Regions from separate parts of the Homo sapiens genome. Here region 1 is linked to region 2. Evidence: chromatin loops called from intact Hi-C (ENCODE). Cell type or tissue: GM12878. All regions are shown on one strand. Links, peaks and the distances in the headings refer to the core of each region. The heading gives the core; the rest is flanking DNA. Region 1 overlaps RAB28 (RAB28, member RAS oncogene family). Region 2 overlaps RAB28 (RAB28, member RAS oncogene family).

Region 1 (8,970 bases), core at 672-8,671, 97 kb after region 2:
GCAGTGGGATTTGTCCTTGTTTGCATGTGCTAGCAGCAGCAGCAGCAGCAGCACGGTGGGGTACACACTCATCAACTGCAGCAGGGTGCTAGCAGGTGCCTGCCTCCCTGCAGGCATTCACAGCAGCAGCAGAGGCAATACTGCTTTGAGGGCCCCTGCTGGCTACTGTGCTGGTGGTGGTATTAGCATGGGGGTCGGGTGCTGGCGGGTGCAGGTCTGTGCCTGCCCTCTGTGCATGATCACTCAGGTGGGGTGGCTGCTCAGGGTAGGGGAGGTCCATTGTTCTCCCTTCCTAGTTTCACTCTTGCGGCAGTGTTGGTGCAGGGGTGAGGCTCTGGAGGTGGTGGGGTTGGCAGGGTTCACTGGGGCGAGGGAGGCTGGTGCATGGCGGTGAGTACTACTTTCCACCAGTCAGGTGCAGTGCACCAGTGCAGAGGTATAATGTGGACCCCCAGTACATCCAAGACTGCACTGCAAGCAAGTATGGCCAGGCTGGGACCTCAGGAGAGGGCAGCAGACCAAGGGATGCTGAGGTTGGACTAGCCCTGTGTGATAGGCAGGACTGCCCTGCATCATTCAGGTCTGACAGTTCCCCTAGGGCTAAAATCTCCTGTGGGAGCACAGGCACGCCTTACATGGCGTCAGGCAAGATGGCATGTGCAGGGGAACTGCCCTTTATAAAACTATAAGATCTCATGAGAACTTATTTACTATCATGAGAACAGCACAGGAAAAGCCGTCTCCATGATTCAGTTACCTTCCACCAGGTCCCTCCCATGACCTGTGAGGATTATGGGAGCTACATTTCCAGATGAGATTTGGATGAGGACACAGCCACCCAAGATGAGATTTGGGTGGGGACACAGCCAAACCATATCACTACCTGCCACAATACCTGGCATATAATAGATGCTCAATAAATGTTTGTTGAATAAGTTCTTTTTTTTTCAATTGAACAATGGTACTACTAGTCTTTCCATGGTTATATTTGTTAGGAAAAAAACTTTTGTTTGAGTAGTAAATGATAGATGGAGATTTGGAAGGAAGGAGGGAGAAAGAGAAATAAAAAGCAATAAACCATTAGAAAAAACAAATGTACACACACATTAAGTGACACAACTTTTATTTTTATTTATTTATTTTTTAATGGATGGTGATTTCAATGGGTGGCGATTTCAATGGGGATTTTTCCTCGTGACAAGATTTGTTCTTACTCTTGTTGAATTAGAAAAGTTAGCTCCAATATTATGATAAATTGGATATATAAATGTCAGTGCTAATAGCTTAGTATTTTAGTCTTCCACAAATTGATGCCTGTGGTATCTGGACATTCCTTGCCTGTTCTTGTAAATAAGGAGATAGTGATGTTTAAGGAATAGCACTCTGGCCAGAAGAGCAAAAAAAACAAAACAAAGCAAAACAAAAAGACCAGGTGCTGTGGCTCACGCCCGTAATTCTAGCACTTTGGGAGGCCGAGGTGGGTGGATCATTTGAGGTCAGGAATTCAAGACCAACCTGGCCAACGTAGTGAAACCCCATCTCTACTAAAAATACAAAAAATTAGCCGGGCGTGGTGGCAGGCGCCTGTAATCCCAGCTACTTGGGAGGCTGAGGCAGGAGAATTGCTTGAACCCAGGAGGCAGAGGTTGCAGTGAGCCGAGATCATGCCATTGCACTCCAGCCCGGGTGACAGTGCAAGACTCTGTCTCAAAAAAAAAAAAAAAAAAAAAAATTCCATATTTTCCAAGGTAAGCAATATAAATGGGGCTCAGGAATACCCCATTAGATTAAAAAAAATCTCCTAGAGAGAGAACCCTTGAGCCTACAAACTAAAGACTTTCAATATAATTTTAAATAAAGTCTTTTATGTAGTATGAGTGCATTTTTTAGTTGATAATCAATTGGCACTATTATGTAGGCTTACTAGATTTGCAAATTTACAAGTTTTTACAAGTCATTTGGGTCCCTTCCTCAGGAAATCAGTTTAAGTTTTTTTTTTCCTATATTGACTCAAAGAGCCTAGTTGTCCTTAAATCCTGTGAATATATTTGCCTTATAATTTGACGGCATTGAATCAACACCCTTATAGGGTCTGTAGTGTTGTAAAAAGAGAAACTGTTAAATAAAGGATCACATTTGGAAAAATACACTGTGCTGGATAAAACCAGTATTGGATATGAGTACTGTGCCTTGCTTTAAAGCACCTACAACTATTTAAGGAAATACATCCTTGCCCCTTACTCTCAAAATGGATACTCTAGATGGAAAACAACTGAACTATGTCTTTGTGAAATTAAAGTATGGCTATAAATTAATGTAAACACACAATGTAATATTGATCTCTTAAGCAGAAAGTTATGTATTTGTGCTAACATTCAAGCTTATAGAGATTACAGAGCTAATTATTAAAGTAATTAAACTCTTTCAAGCCAAATATGCTTGGGTAAGTACAACTTGCCTTCAATTAATCACCATGTTTAAATGTACTATATTAAGTAGATCTTTGTTGAGCATCATCAGTGTGCCTGAACTTATACAGATGATAATAATAATGATAGCGCACATTTTTTTTTTAGCACTTCTGTGCTGGTCTTTGTGCATTATACATAGATTAATTATCAAATAACTCTCTACAAAATAGGTATATTTATTATTCCCAGTTTATAGATGTGGAAACTGAGTCATAAAGAGGTTTAATAAATTGTCCAAGGTTGCACAGCTGATGTCGAAGCTGGAATATAATATTGGAAAGCAAGTCAAATTTAAACATGTTAAAAACGTTTTGATAGACTCTAATATTGAATTATTTTCTTTCTTTAACACCTTTCTAGTTGATTTGGAGCATATGCGAACAATAAAACCTGAAAAACACTTACGGTTTTGCCAGGAAAATGGTTTTAGTAGCCACTTTGTCTCAGCCAAGACAGGAGACTCTGTAAGTAAAATAATGAATACTGTATGTGATGTTTTCCTTTTATTTACTAACATTCCTAGGAAGTATACTTCCACTATTTAACTTTTGGAGCAAATTAATTCCTATTGAAAACATGAAATTCCTTAGATTAGATATAACATGTTTATTCTGGTTATATTACTTTTATAATTTATTTAACATAATTTTAGTTATTTTTAAAAGGGGAATTAAAATGAATATAAACCACCCGTAATGTCAGTATCTAGAGATAACCACTCATAACCTCATATGATTCCATCTAGTCTCTTTTCCTGATGCTCACACTAGTGCTGCTGCCTGTGGCTAGGAGATGGCATTCATTGAGTGCTTACTTTATTATAGATATTGTACTACTCTGATTATCTCCATTTTATAGATGAGTCTTAGAGAAATTATGTAATGGGGTCCAGATTACACGGCTAATAAGTGGAGGAGAGAGGATTTGTGAAGGCAAATAGTGACACTCTGGGGCTCACAGTCACAACCCTATATTTATTTTTAAAAATTAAGATTATAATATAGAAATAATTTTATATTTTACTTTTTACTTAATATTTTTATTGTTCCCATGTCATTTAATAATAGATTGAATAATTCATTTAATAAATGTTCAGAAATTTATTCAATCTTATTCTTATTGTGGAACATATAGGTTGTTAAGTTTTGAACATAATGTTCTAATGTAAAATTTTGTCCGTAAGCTTTTGGTGTTTTGATTATTTTCTTTAGGTAGATTCCTTGAAAGGAGATTGAAACATTGCCAAATCACCACCAGAAAGACTAAATTCATGCTATCACCAGCATTGTATGATTGCCATAACTACATCCTTTTAACATTCAGGATTTATCTATGTATTTATTTTAAAATCTTTGTCAAATTGGTAGGCCCCAAAAAAGAAAAAAGATACTTCACTATTTAAATTTGAATTTCTTTGATTATAATTGAGGTTGAAATTTTAAAAGTTTTATTAGTTATTCACTTTCTGCTTTTTACTTGTTATAACTTTCTATTGTATTTAGAAATTTTCTATGACCATTTTTATATTAGTGCTAATAGTCATGTATCATAATTTTTTCAAATAATCATCACTGACCCCTATTTGACTATTTTTCCAGTTGACATTTTTCAACTAAAAGAAGTTTGAAATTTTTCTGTGGTTTAAGATTTTTGATGTTTTTCTCTGTAATATCCTTTATAGTTTTACACCTAAAATAAATAATATGATGGGGGTTTATTCTTTCTTTTGGTAAGACCCATTAAAAAATTTGGCCTCCTGGAATCCTTTCCCCTCAGACAATGTGAACATGGGCACATACTCACCCATCCATGCCTTTTTAAAAAATGTAATGTCAATAATTGTAGATAAACTCATCCATGGATTCACTGGGCTTCTACCCTCACTTAATCTTCCCAGGGGCTTTTTTTGCCATTTCAGAATTATTTTAACTTGTAGTATTTTAGCTTGTTTTTAACCACTTAGTATTTTTTTGCCACTTAGTGTTTTTTGTTTGCTTATATTGAACCACTATTAAAAAACTTCATTTTTTTTAAGTGGTACTTTGAAATGGTTTGTTCTTATGAAATTACTTTAAGACTTGTAATCATTTCTAGCTCCAGGTAACTTTCTCATTGCTTGAGGAGATGAGCTCCTGGGTTACTATACTTTCTCTGATATTCCTATGTCATAATTCTTAGTGATTTCAGTATCCTTGTTTCTCCCTGATGCCACCTTAGTCACTCTTGCATACTACAGATCACATCATTACAAATTACTGTGGCTCTTCTATTATCTCAGTATCAGGCATCCTAATCACTAACCACCAACCATCTTCTATTTCACACCTTTGAGTGTCCTAACACAACCATTCTCAACCCTAGCAAGACCTACAAGACATTGATCCTAACACCTTTGCAAAATCTTAACCTCTTTTCATGTCTTCATTTTTCTCTCTTCTGAGCTTAAATCTCATGGCCAGTCCAAATCATTGCCATGCATATACTCTCAGTTCCCTTTTCCCTCTTTCATTTTGTCAGATCCGCTTGGCTAAACCTTAATTCTGGTTTAAACCAAGTCTCCACTTTTTCATGGGTGTACCCATGAACATGACCAGAGAAAAACACAGAGGCATGCTGGAGTTTTCACTTTAAGTTCACAATCACTAATCTCAAGTGGGCCCTTAATGCTGCTCAGTAATTATGCTCTATATCCCTAGTCTATCACCTCTTCCCCTCACCTAGGTGACTTTTTTTTTTTTTTTTTTTTTTTGAGACAGAGTTTCACTGTGTCCTCCGGGCTGGAGTGCAGTGGTGCGATCTCAGCTCACTGCAGCCTCCGCCTCCTGGGTTAAAGCAATTCTCCGCCTCAGCCTCCCGAATAGCTGGGATTACAGGCACCCACCACCACGCCTGGCTAATTTTTTGTATTTTTAGTAGAGATGGGGTTTCACCATCTTGGCCAGGCTGATCTTGAACTGACCTCGTGATTCACCCGCCTCAGTCTCCCAAAGTGTTGGGGTTACAGGTGTGAGCCAATGCACCAGGCCGATGACTATTTCATAGCTTCTCTTCTCTCTTCAAATGTTCAAACTATCCTCCTCTATTCTATCAGCTGATGACCTTGTTTCCTATTTTATAAGAAATTTGAAACAAACAGAAGACAACTTCTACATACTGCTGCTACCAGGTCTAACCTCATCCTACTTACCCCATCTGTTCTCATATCTTCTGTCTTCTCTGTGGTTACTATGGGATCTATTCTAGCTAGGGCCAACTTCTCCATTGTGTACTAGTCCCATTTATCTTTGCTGAATCAAGGATATTGCTTTAGCAGTTCTCTCTCTTTCATATGTATTATTTTTTTTCCACCTACTGGATTATTCTTTCAACACAGAAAATATTATGACTTCTTTTATCTTAAAAACAAGAAAACTCTTGATGCCACATTTTTTCTCTAGCTGTTGCCTTATTTCCTTCCTTCACTTTCCAGTGGATGTTTTAAAGAATTGTCTCTAGTTCTTCTTTTGCCAGTTTCTCTTCCAGTTCCAGCAGACTTTTGCCCTCAGTATTTTACCCAAACTGCTATTATTCACGTCATCAATGGCCTCCTTTTTGCTGAATCCAATGGTCAGTACTCAGCCCTCATCTTATTTTATTAAGTAGCAACATAAATAATTGCTGATCACTCTCGTCTCTTTGAAATACTCTCTGCACTTAGCTTCCAGGATACAACGCCTCCTGGTTTTCTTCCTGCTTCACTAACTACTCTGTCAGTCCCCTTGACTAATTTTCTTATGTCTCCAGCCAACTAAGGTTCAGTCCTTTGATAATCTCTTTTTCTACACTTATTCCTAATGGCTTTATTTAGTCTTCTGGCTTTGCTCAGACTTTTCCCCTGAACTGTAGACTCTTATATCCAACTGCCCGCTCAGCATCTCCTCTTAGATGTCTAATAGGCTGCCCAATTTAACATGTTTAGAACTGAGCTCTTGCTATTCCCTCCTCAAATCTCTCACAGTCTTCCTCACTTTAATAAATAGCAGATCTACCAGTTGCTCAGGCCAAAAAAACTTTGGAGCCTTTCTTGACTCCTCTTTTTCTCTCACACCCCACATCTGTCACCAAATCCCCTTGGCTGTACTTTGAAAATATATCCAGAACCTGATGACTGTTTCTTACTTTGTCCACTTCTACCACTTTGGTTCAGCCTCCATAATATTTTACATTAGTTTCTTTGCTGATTCTGTTTTTGTACACTTGGTCTCCTATAGTGAATGTTCAATACAAACAACCAGACTAATGCTGTTAAAATAAAAGTCACATTGGGCCACCCTCCCATGCCTTCCATTTCATTTGGAGTAAACGCCAAAGTCCTTCCAGTAGCCTACCAGATTTTACATGGTTTGTACTCCCTTCATCTCTTTGCTCGTCTTCTTTTATAACCACTCTTTCTCTCCACTCCACCACAGTACTTTTCCTGTTGTTCCTTGACCATTGACCATCAGTGAACTAAAATATGCTTCTTAGGGTACAAGTGGCATAAGGCTATCAGGAATATGTATCCTTTTTTGTTAGAAGTAAAAATTAATAAAGTTTTGATAAATATTCTATAAGCATGTGATGAATAGGGATAAGAATATGGTAGGACATTTATGAAGAAAAGATAAGTTATACTACAGTAAATGTCAGGATTGGAACTCTAGTAATTACAGCAGACCTGACATAAGCTAACTATGTGTGGAAAGGCTATTTATAGAAAAATATTTGTCTATTTTTGTTTAATCGTAATGGCATATATTTTTCCTTTGCTCTGAACTGATAAAATATAGTAAACAGTACCAAGTTGCTTTACTCAAGAAACATGGAGAATTTGCTGGAATGATATGAAAGGCACAGAGAGTATTAAAGTGTTAGAAACTAAGACCTTTTGAGATAGGCCAAAGGTGGCTAAAAGGACCAAGATAAAACCGACAGTGAAAAACTAGGTTGGTAAAGTATAGATTATTTTTATTTTCTTCAGGAATTATGGGAGTTTTTATAGTAGTAAGTAGGATTGTTTTGTTGTTTTTTAAAGTGGTAGCTGTAATCATCATGTTAAATCTTTCATGTGTGTGTTTAGAGAAAATGATCAATTCATTGAATTGCATGGAGTTTTAAATTATGGCTTTATAATTTAAAAATTATTATATTTAAAATGTTGCTACATTTGACAAATAAAGCTATTTTTGGAATCACCTGCTATATCATATTTTTGCAATTATTGCTGTTTATCATTTTTAAGAAAATTCTGTTTATTTGAAGATAACTTAAGCATGCCTCTTTTAAATCATTTAAACCCATTTTTGTTATGTAGGTCTTCCTGTGCTTTCAGAAAGTTGCTGCTGAAATCCTTGGGATCAAATTAAACAAAGCAGAAATAGAACAGTCACAGGTGATTACCTTGAACTTTATATTTAAAAAATTAATGAATTTCTTACAAGGCATTAATTTTCACCCATAAATTCTTTCCCATTTATGCCTTCTGTGTACGTATCTCTAAAAGCTTTGGGAATAGATTGTATGTATGAATCAGTGTTTATTGCAGAAGATGGAGAATGTTAACTTTTTGCCAAATTATGATACCCTTGAAACCTCATTTTGTCTCTTTTGTTGGGAAAAAGATACTAGTATAAGAAAATTTTTATTAGTGGTTAACTAATGAGTTAAGGTGCTGACCACATTGTTTGGCACTTCTTTATTTAAATCCTTTTGGAGCCTCTATTCAATTTTAAAACATCCTTGACTGTAGTGATATTAGTTTTTGATGTTATTTTATTGTCAGTTTAGTAGTGTTATTAATTAGTAAGGATTTCTATGTTTTTTCACTATTCCTAGATAGTTTTCTTAGGCTAAGAAAAAAACATGCATAGCGGCAGCCAAGAAATTTAAAGTACCACTATAATTTCCCACTAATTCATATGTTTGATAGAATGAAAAATCAGAGTAAGAGCCTATAAAGTTATGCTTCAGAAGTGGTTTGGTTAGAAGTAACAAACTAATTACATTTTTGCTCAATTTCTTCCACCCCATTCGCACCCTGTGCAACTAAAAAAGTATAATTATCTTTTCCCATCCTTAAATTTTTCTTGAATTCTTTTAGAGTTAGTTCTGTATCTTTTTCTCATGGTCTCTCTCTCTCTCTGTGTGTGTGTGTGTGTGTGTGTGTGTTTTAAAACAATTGAAGCAAATATTTGAAATTGTTACACTGATATGGCTGTTTCTAAGACTTGATTAAAACATTTGAAACTCTAAAAGTTTGCTAGTTTTAATTCCCATCATTCAAAGACATTTGTTTTAGCACTTGGTATGGCCAAATACAGTGCTAAGATACTTTGTGATGTTTAAATAGCTCCCAGACACAGAAAAAGTGGTTACTTGTTTTGGGCCTAGGAGAATATAGGAAAGAGAAGTCACCATGATTTGCTTGATCACACAGACCTTGGATCCCAGAGGTCAAGTAATTTGTTTGCTTTTTAGCTTC
Region 2 (8,970 bases), core at 683-8,682:
TTTTCAACACACTGACAGATGCAATAGAGTATTGAGATGATGACTAACAGTTTCTCCAAGAGAAATTTAGCTCCTCCTTCCAGTATCACGTGTTTCTATTTCTTTCCTTTTCTGATTCATATTTTTTCTTTTATTACATAGTCTCTTAAGAGCTTTTTGAGGCAAAATATTCTTTTTTTTTCTGTCTTTTCAGTGTTTGTAAATGTAGCATGGTTAAAAAATGTTAGTAGAAATTTACCAAGTCAAAAATGTTAGTAGAAATTTTCCAAATCAAAAAATATAAAGATTCAGATAAAAATATTTCTGATATGGGAGCTAGTTGTTCACTTAATACCTGTAATTAAGAAGGGTATTTATACAGTGACTTGAGAAATTATTGAATGTGAAAGATAGCATGCAGTCTAGATAAGTGAAGAGAAAGTGACCCCCACTGATTCAGTTGATTCTCTGTTCAATTTTTATCTCAAGACATCGGGAGATGATATAGTAAGAACTTACTTTAATACTCTGTATGTTCCCAGTAACCTGTATTTTTGACAGTTTACACTCGATTCCAGTTGAAAATCCTAGCTTTATGTTTGCCTCAAAAGTGTGAAAGCAGGGCTTTCAAAATCTAGAAGTCACTTTTTCAGGAAAAGAAACTTTCTTAGAATTTTTCTGAATATTCCTTAACATGAAAATATTGAACTCTGAGATTCTTTAAAGTGAAAAATTATCTCAAATGACATTACGTGAATGTTACACATGCCTTCAGTTTCTCTTTGACCTTTAAGTATTTCAACCATCAGTCTATTAAATATTTTGAAATATCTGTAATAGTATAAGTAGTGATAGTTATTTTTTTCTAGAATTCTGAACCTCTTCAAAGATGATTTTGTGGTCTAAGTTAGATAAGATCAGTAGAATAATATAGTGTAGATGAGAAACAATGGTCTGTAAAAAGAAATACCTATCTTTTCAATTCTGATCTCTCAGTTTTGATAGTGTTACATGTGTCAAAAATATAACAAATGTGTTTGTTTCTAGATGTCTAGCAGAATACCCTTTATATGGTAGTGCTCAACAAATACTTGGCCAATTATCTTCGAAATTTATTACAAATGCTGGGTATTTAAACCCAAAAATATTTGGAGTTATGGTGTCCAAATTGCCATTTGTGTGAAAAATATGGTTCTGTGTAAAAGGAATTTTAGATGATCTTGCTAAAAGGAATTGAAGTTTGGCCAAATTTTCTTTTGCACTATTGTACTGCTTATGTCATAAGGAACTGTAATAAGCTATCTTGGAAATTTATCTTAGTTTTCATTATTTTAAGAGTTGACATGTAATTTTAACTTTTAAAATAAAAAACGGCTATTTTCTCTTAAAGTAGGGAGTCTGTCTTGAAGAGCATAAAAGCTTAGTGAAGTTGCCTTTCTCTTTTTTGGAGGAAGTTTATAAATAAAAATAGTGCATTTAAAATGTTTAAGAATTTGTTAAGTTATTGTTATTCAGTTGTTACTAGAATAATTATTCTTTTGCTTTGATAAGAAATGGTACTTTAAAAAGAAAACTCCAGAGTTTTTGACTAAAACTTTCAGTTTCTATTAAAAAACAAATGTATATCTGTTCTGGTTATGATAGCTTGTGACTTCTTGGCATTATGGTTCTTGGATGGAAAATATTCATTTTGTCTGCTTTATATTAATCTTAAAAATACGTTTATTTAAGAGGTACATATTGTCACAGTCTTTCTTTAGGGTCATTTTCATTTAGCATCTTTAAAAATAAAGAAAAATTACATACGGTGCTTTTCTTGTGGGAAAAAGAAAAATTCTGTAAGCAGATTTCTCCCTCCTTAATGAATGCTTCTTATTATTAGCTTAGTGCTCAGCTACCCTCAGAATATTTAACCTCAGAAGCTGATCTAAGTTAGATTAGATCTTTAATTATGTTTTAAAATAATTCAGATCTTTATTTATTTATTTTTTAGTTTTTTTTTCTGTTGATAACTCTCAAATTCTAATTTTCAGCAAGGAAAAGGATCTTGACAAGCAGGGGATTTAAAGAGATCTAACTCATTAGTTCGTTGTCCCTACCGATAGCTGCTGGCAAGTAAAATTTACCTGGTGGTGTTAAGTCTCTCCCCTCCTTGTAACTGATTAGAACTGCTTAAATTTGCTTGTTGGATTAATTGCAATATACATGTTAAGATTGCTTAAGATTTATAGTGGTCTTATGATTACATTTCTTTAATGAATTAATTTTGACATTCTGTGCATCAATTTTTTAGACCTCCTTAACTACGTGTTTTGCTCAAGAAACTTTTGGGAAACAGTACAAACAAACTATAGGACTGGATTTCTTTTTGAGAAGGATAACATTGCCAGGTAAGAGACTAAAAAGTCTTAACGTAGAAGATTATAAAAAAATCTTAACAATAAGTGGCATAAGAAAGAAATGTGTAAAATTTTGGGGCTGCTTCTACATGAAGATGTATATAAACAGTAAATTTATCTTAGGGATGTTAACTTTCATCACAATCTATCATGAAAGCATATTGTCCATGGGTATAAGAAAAAGTTTATATACTCTCCCACTCCTTCCCTGTTTTTGGCTACTATACATTTTTTGAGGATAAACAATGGTTGCTTATAAAATTGTGAAAAGCTTTTAAAAAATTAAGTGCTGTACATTTGTCAACAGATATTGTATTAACAAAATGTGAAAAGATTGGGAAGGATTATTTTTTAAAATATTATTTTGATTTGCCTCTGTTTTAGTTTTTTGTTTAAAGTTGGAACAGAAGTATAATGTAGCTATGGAACTTCTGTGCTCTAATATGTGAATGCTGTTTTATGCAAGGCAGCATGAAATTGCTGGCATTTAATAGACCACTAAAATTTAGGGTCCCTAGGCACTCATAAAAATACAGTTTGAGCATTCAAGATGTTTCACTTCACCATGCAAAGAAACTATTTAGATGCCAGTTGCAGCACATTTTGTGGGAAATACGGGGAAATAATAACAAAGAAAGAGTGGTTTATGTTTTAAGTTAGTTTCTGAACAATTGGGGCTTTAAAATGCTGTCCTTTCAATTTCAATGGTTAAATTATATGTTTAAAGTATTTTATTAAAAGCAGTTTATCTTGATTGACTTTATAAACCATCCATCTCTCTCCTCTGTGAGGAAGCACATTTGGAGAAAATGGTTGCAAGTGTAATGTCAGATTCATGTACTGAAATGTGAGTGATACAGTGGGAAGGGGTTTAATACATTCCAATTATTATTGAAATATGTTAACCTCTCAGACACCCCATCTATCAGACAACTCCCCATGAAAGTTTTAGAGTAGGTAATGAAAACTCTTGGTAATGGAGGTATTCTTCTTATCTCCTTAGTAATATACTCTGCTATATTTTGTGATAGTTTGTATTTGGCTACCAGTGAAAAATAGATTAGGAGATATCCCATGAGAAAAAAAAGAATTCCAATTTTTCCATTACTGGGTTATTGTTCAGCAAGAGGTTTAAGGAGAAACATATGCGTACTTTGTTTCATTTGTATTTTCTTTTATTGTATCCAAAACTGAAAATGTCATTTTAATTTTATTATTCTCACTCTTACGGATAATCTATGCTGCATTCAGAATACTTAACAGCAGTCACTAGCTGAATACATACACAGATCACATAATACAGATGCTGGAAGCTTATTTTTGCAGGAGTTTTTTTCACAGATGCCAGTTGTACACAGAGAATCTCAAATGTGGCATTTCATTATTAGCTATTTTGTTTTGATGCTTAATTTGAAAAGCCACCAACTTCTTGTCTCATTACTTTATTATTTCTCATTTTTTAGTTGAAAAGCTTAAATAAACAAGTACCTACTCAAATATTAAAAACAAAGACTGGTTTTCAGACATTTTATACAGGTGATATGATGATTTCTGACCTGTGGCCCAGCACTACCAATTTAAAAATTTTGATTACTTTGTAAAAAATATTTGATATTCTTGAAATCGAGATTTATAGTATAATATTTTAGACTTAGTAATTAGGTTAAAAAATGACATTAGGGCATGTATACTAATGAATGTATATTTTAATTTTCCTAATTAAGTTTTTATTTTGATGGCAAAGTTCCAGAAAAAAACTTCTATTTTTTTTTTAAGGCAGTTGGTTTTATGCTACTTAACAGACTCAAACTTATGGTAGAAATTTCAATAAGAAAAAATATTTTAATGTATTTTGTTTTTATATAATTAATAGGTATATTAAGAAATGAGGTGAATAAATTACAAGGTTTATAATTATCCTTTATATACTTTAATGTACATTCATTATAAGTGTCACATGTAGGATGATTAATGTATCATTAGCTGAATAAAACATTACAGGTAGCTTTATTGAATTTATAGCATAGTCGGTGAATCTAATATTTGTTACTAGTCTGGTAAGTCCTCTGACCAGTTAGATTGTTAGGGGTGTAAACCTCCTGTCCATCTATTTACATTCTCTTCATGCAAGTTTTCAAGATCATTACTTTGCAAATACTCATCCATTTTAGTATATTTCATGATCCGGTATGCTGTATAGTCTGGATGCAACCACTGTGCAGATTTTACTGCTTAAAATAGTGTATCTGTTAGTCAGAGATTCTGCTGATAGAGCTTCTTAAGAGCCTTAGTCAAAATACTTTCAGGAAGCTTGTGGGTACAGTCCAGTAAACAGCGTTCTACTGTGAAAAAGATTTCTAAGTCTTTAGTACAAGAAGTGGGCAGACTTGTGTTTTTAGTTCCATCTTGACTATGCAGCACTTTAAGTAAGGTTAACCAAGGCACCAAGTGTACTTTTACAAGGTCACTGTTGAACCCTCTTGGTGGCTTTAATTCATACCAAAAGCAACTTACCTGTGTTTTGTCACCTCATTTATTTTATTTTTTCTCCTAGTTACATGTCATTTCTTACAGAGGAACAGGAATTTTGCAGCATTTTGTGTTTGGGATTAGATTTCTGACAATTTCCTTAATGTTCTTTATTGGTTAGAAATTTGTATTAGATATATTCTTGATTTAAACAAAATTATAATATTATTTGAATATTCTTATATAGCTTTATAGGTATGTCATCTTGAAAATATACTAGGAGAATTCATATGTTTATGCCTGCAAAAATGAAAATGAATATTGATTTGAATCATATCCTCATGGGATTTTGCTCCTCAAATAAGGAATCCACATTTTATTTTTAGTTTTATGTGTTAATAATCCTAAAATTAAAATGTGGAGTTAAAAATATATTTCTAGATATAAGAAGTAATATTAAAATATCATTTATTGAAACTAAAGATAGTCATTTTTTGTTAGCATTCTATATTAGTGGACTATCAGTAATTCATAGCTATTTTTATTTCTGAGTCACTGGAATTTGTATGTTAAAAAAAACAGGCAAACACTGATAACAGGGTTTATTTAGAAAGGCATGCATTTAAAAAGTATCCTCAACACATGACTATGAACCTCTTAGATGGGAGACAGTTGGATAGATAGATGATTTAGGGTCTTGATATGATTGTAGTCAGAATTTGAAAACATGTAATGAAGATCATGTTCCTAAAATTACAGTCAAAGTGTTCACAACACCTAATTCAGATAGGATCTGAATATCAGAACTTAAAAAAGCTTTATATTTCTTGATGTGAGGTTAAGCAATAAGGACCATTGGCTCTGAGAAAAATGGGATTAAACACCTTTTAGCACTTACTAAGTATTGCCTAAAATCTTACTCTGTAAAAGTTAGTATTGTTAAGCACTGTCTTTTGAAGTAATCAAATAACCCTAAAGAGTTGTGCAAGTAAAATGAATAGACTACTGCCTGCTTAGGGGTTTCTGAAACTAGTTTATATACTTCTTAGTGATGGCTAGCCCTTTCTCATCTGCTTCATTTGAGACAGCATTATAGAAGAATTCAGCCTTGAATCTCAAAAAATTTAGATTTTTGAGAAATTCGATTTGTACAAGTTTTTGGACAAATCTTAGTCTGTGACATTTTGGTTTTCATATTCATAGGGCTTTAAGAACATTTTAGTCATTAGTCTAAGTGTTGAAAGTGTGTGTCTGTGGTAATGATGGTGATAAAACATTAGCGCTCATTAATGCTAATGGAAGTTCCTCATGGAAATCCTCTGCGCAGTGGCAGATGGAACAACCTATGTTTAAATAATGGAAAGATTGTAATACAAACCCACCAAAATTTAGAAAACTGTGCTGGTTAATCAAATGTCTTTTTCTTTTCAGTTGCATAGTTAAATGGTATGACTAACTTTCTCTGATTTTAGTATTTTATGTTGGCTTATAAATTTATATCTTTATAATCTTTTTTTGAAATGAGATCATTTTTCAGTTTCTAATCTTTTATTTTCTTTTGATTTGCAAATCATTCAAAAAGTGCTAATTGAAACTGGAGAAAACTGCATAATTATATGAGGGGAATAGTTTAAAATGTTCAACTAAAAAGCATAGTTTGGCTTTTGTAAGCTTACTCATCAGTTGCATTGAGAAGGGAGAATAGCTTATCTCATAAATTTTTGTATCAACCAAATATTTTATAAAATGCACAAAAGGATTTTTAAAGATTGCCTTTTAGAATGCTTTTACAATGCTTGTATGGGGAAGATGATTAGTTACAGTATTTTGTGAAGGCTTGGAAGTATACATAGTTTGTTTAAATGGAAATACTTTGAACAGGTTTGAAAGCATTGTAATATTTAGTGATATACATGGTATGTATCCTACGTTTGTTCTGAATAGGGCTATCAAATGCGTTTCTATTTTGTGGGTTAAATTTGAAAACGTAATTTTTTGACTATGTTTGCCATATCCGATAGTAGCTGACAATCACATTATAAAAAGATTCATTAATTTGAGCTGAAATTATGGGTGCATTTTTGTAGTTTGCTATTATTCCATGAGTTTTAGAAGCCATAGAGTTTAGAACCTACGACAGAATTCATATGTATGATTGGATGGTTGAGTATATAAAGCTTCAGTTTTTATTTTTAAAGTATATTTCTTGCTCCATGGACATGTGCTTCATTCTGTTCTCTAAGAAAAACATTTTTCTAAGGCTTAAGTTTACAAATTAAAGCTTACTTTATTTTCTTTTGTTTTGAAGGTGATTGTAAATATGGTTCCATGGAAATGGAGTAAAAAGATAAAACTAGATTCCCCACTATAATTTCTTTTGACGTTGTTTTCGCAATTCCAAATATCATGTGAGCCTGCACATAAAGGCAAATTGGGCTCAGAGTTTCTTATTGTGACTTAGTATTCTGTGATACTGTGTCACTTGTTGTATTGTTACTTAATTTTTTTGGTATTCTTATTTTTATATTCATTTTTTATATTCTAGGAAACTTGAATGTTACCCTTCAAATTTGGGATATAGGAGGGCAGACAATAGGAGGCAAAATGTTGGATAAATATATCTATGGAGCACAGGTATGATATGAATTCTGATTATTCCAGTATTGAAAGTATACCACTTACAAGCACACATGCAAATCTACTCCCAAATGCACACACACACACATTCTTTCTAACTTTTTATCTGATACGTAGAGAGAATAATTTTATATTTGTGCTAGTTCTTTGGTTTCATGCTCTCCTAATTATGTTTGGAGTGATTTGGGTGAGGGAACAGGAAAACTCTGAACAGCTTTCGTATGTTATTTACATTACTAGGTGTTATTGTTAGCAGTTCAATAAATGCAGTGATAAATGATATTTTGATATGTATTAGCTGGTTTTGTTATAGTGACTGCTTTCAAATAAACTGAATGAAAAACACAGGGATGAAAATTTAACTTCATTTTAAGTTACAAGGACTGAAAGTATATCTATATGTCTATGTTTTTGTGCAATGAATATTGATAGCTTTTCAGATTTAATAGACATGTCTGTATTTTCTATCAGATAACTAAATATGACAGTGTATATGTGAAACACATACAATAATTTACTATGATAATGCTGTATTTTCAGAAGAAAATCCATGTAGAGCAAGAAAAATGAAAATGAAAAATGACCTGAATAATTACATAAATTTCGCAACATGAGCTTATATTCTCCATGAGCTTATACTGATATAATTTATAAGATTTTAAATAAAGTTATTATACAAATAGAAAATATGCAGGGTAGTAATATACTTTAAAAGTTAATCATTTCTCTCTGAGCATGTTCAGTGAAGAATTGTCTTTTTAATATTTGGCAGATTGCTTTTGATTAAATGACAGACTTTAGAAATGCAGTAATACCATTGAAAGTAATCATCTGATGAAGTAGAGAATATGGTATATAGCCGAATATTAAGTAGGTTGTGCTTACTGAGCTCTGTATGTAATACTTGATGTGCTATTTCTTTATTTTTGCTTTTTTTCTCTACTTTTAATTAGTGTGTATCTTCTACATCATCTGGAGACTTAGGGGTAATAGTAAAAATTTCTAGTTCTTTATTGGAGTTTGGTATTTTAAGTGAGACAAATACAACTTGGTTATGTGGAAACATGTTGCTCATAATAAATGATTCTATAGGATGGAGATATAGTATATTAAGCACTCTGCTGTACAAAGTTTGGTTCATGTCAAATACCGTTGCCTTGATTTTGGATGAAAAATAGATTCTGATTTATTTTGTAAAATATTCGGAGAAGGACAGTATGGCTATAGAGGCTAATATGGTTCTGAATCACTTATAAAGGCCCCAGAGTTTTGATTTTTTGCATTGCTGATGCAGAGATTTGGCTCTTAAAGCTCTTATCTTTTATACATTGTTCTTAGTCTCCTGCAAAATTTTTCTGTTCACATTTATAGCATTTTCTTCTGTGGTTAAGTGACTTGATATTTTATGCATGTTCATTTTTCTCTTAAAAAGTACATCTCAGAATTTTGTGTATGGCTTTTTTGTTTTATTTATTTATTTATTCAT

The links. Peaks named below come from ENCODE experiments on the same cell type or tissue, not always from the same donor. Only the 100,000 strongest peaks of a DNase experiment are listed, where the experiment ranks them.
Region 1: a loop joins it to region 2, with 2.1 times the contacts of the local background. A loop is called at or near these places in 2 of 110 quality-filtered maps.

What each region holds. Positions count from the first base shown.
Region 1 is chr4:13,375,456-13,384,425 of GRCh38, reverse strand. RAB28 (RAB28, member RAS oncogene family) reads left to right here. Exons shown (of 7, transcript NM_001017979.3): 5 at 2,832-2,935; 6 at 7,804-7,881. Among named protein-coding and RNA genes, the nearest start is that of RAB28, 100 kb to the left of the region's middle. RefSeq lists an enhancer at 1-235. In GM12878, for the core only: no CTCF peak of the experiment used is centred there; a DNase peak (open chromatin) is centred at 4,995.
Region 2 is chr4:13,472,829-13,481,798 of GRCh38, reverse strand. It overlaps RAB28 (RAB28, member RAS oncogene family), which reads left to right. Exons shown (of 7, transcript NM_001017979.3): 2 at 2,273-2,369; 3 at 7,393-7,481. Among named protein-coding and RNA genes, the nearest start is that of RAB28, 7.0 kb to the left of the region's middle. In GM12878, for the core only: no CTCF peak of the experiment used is centred there; a DNase peak (open chromatin) is centred at 4,714.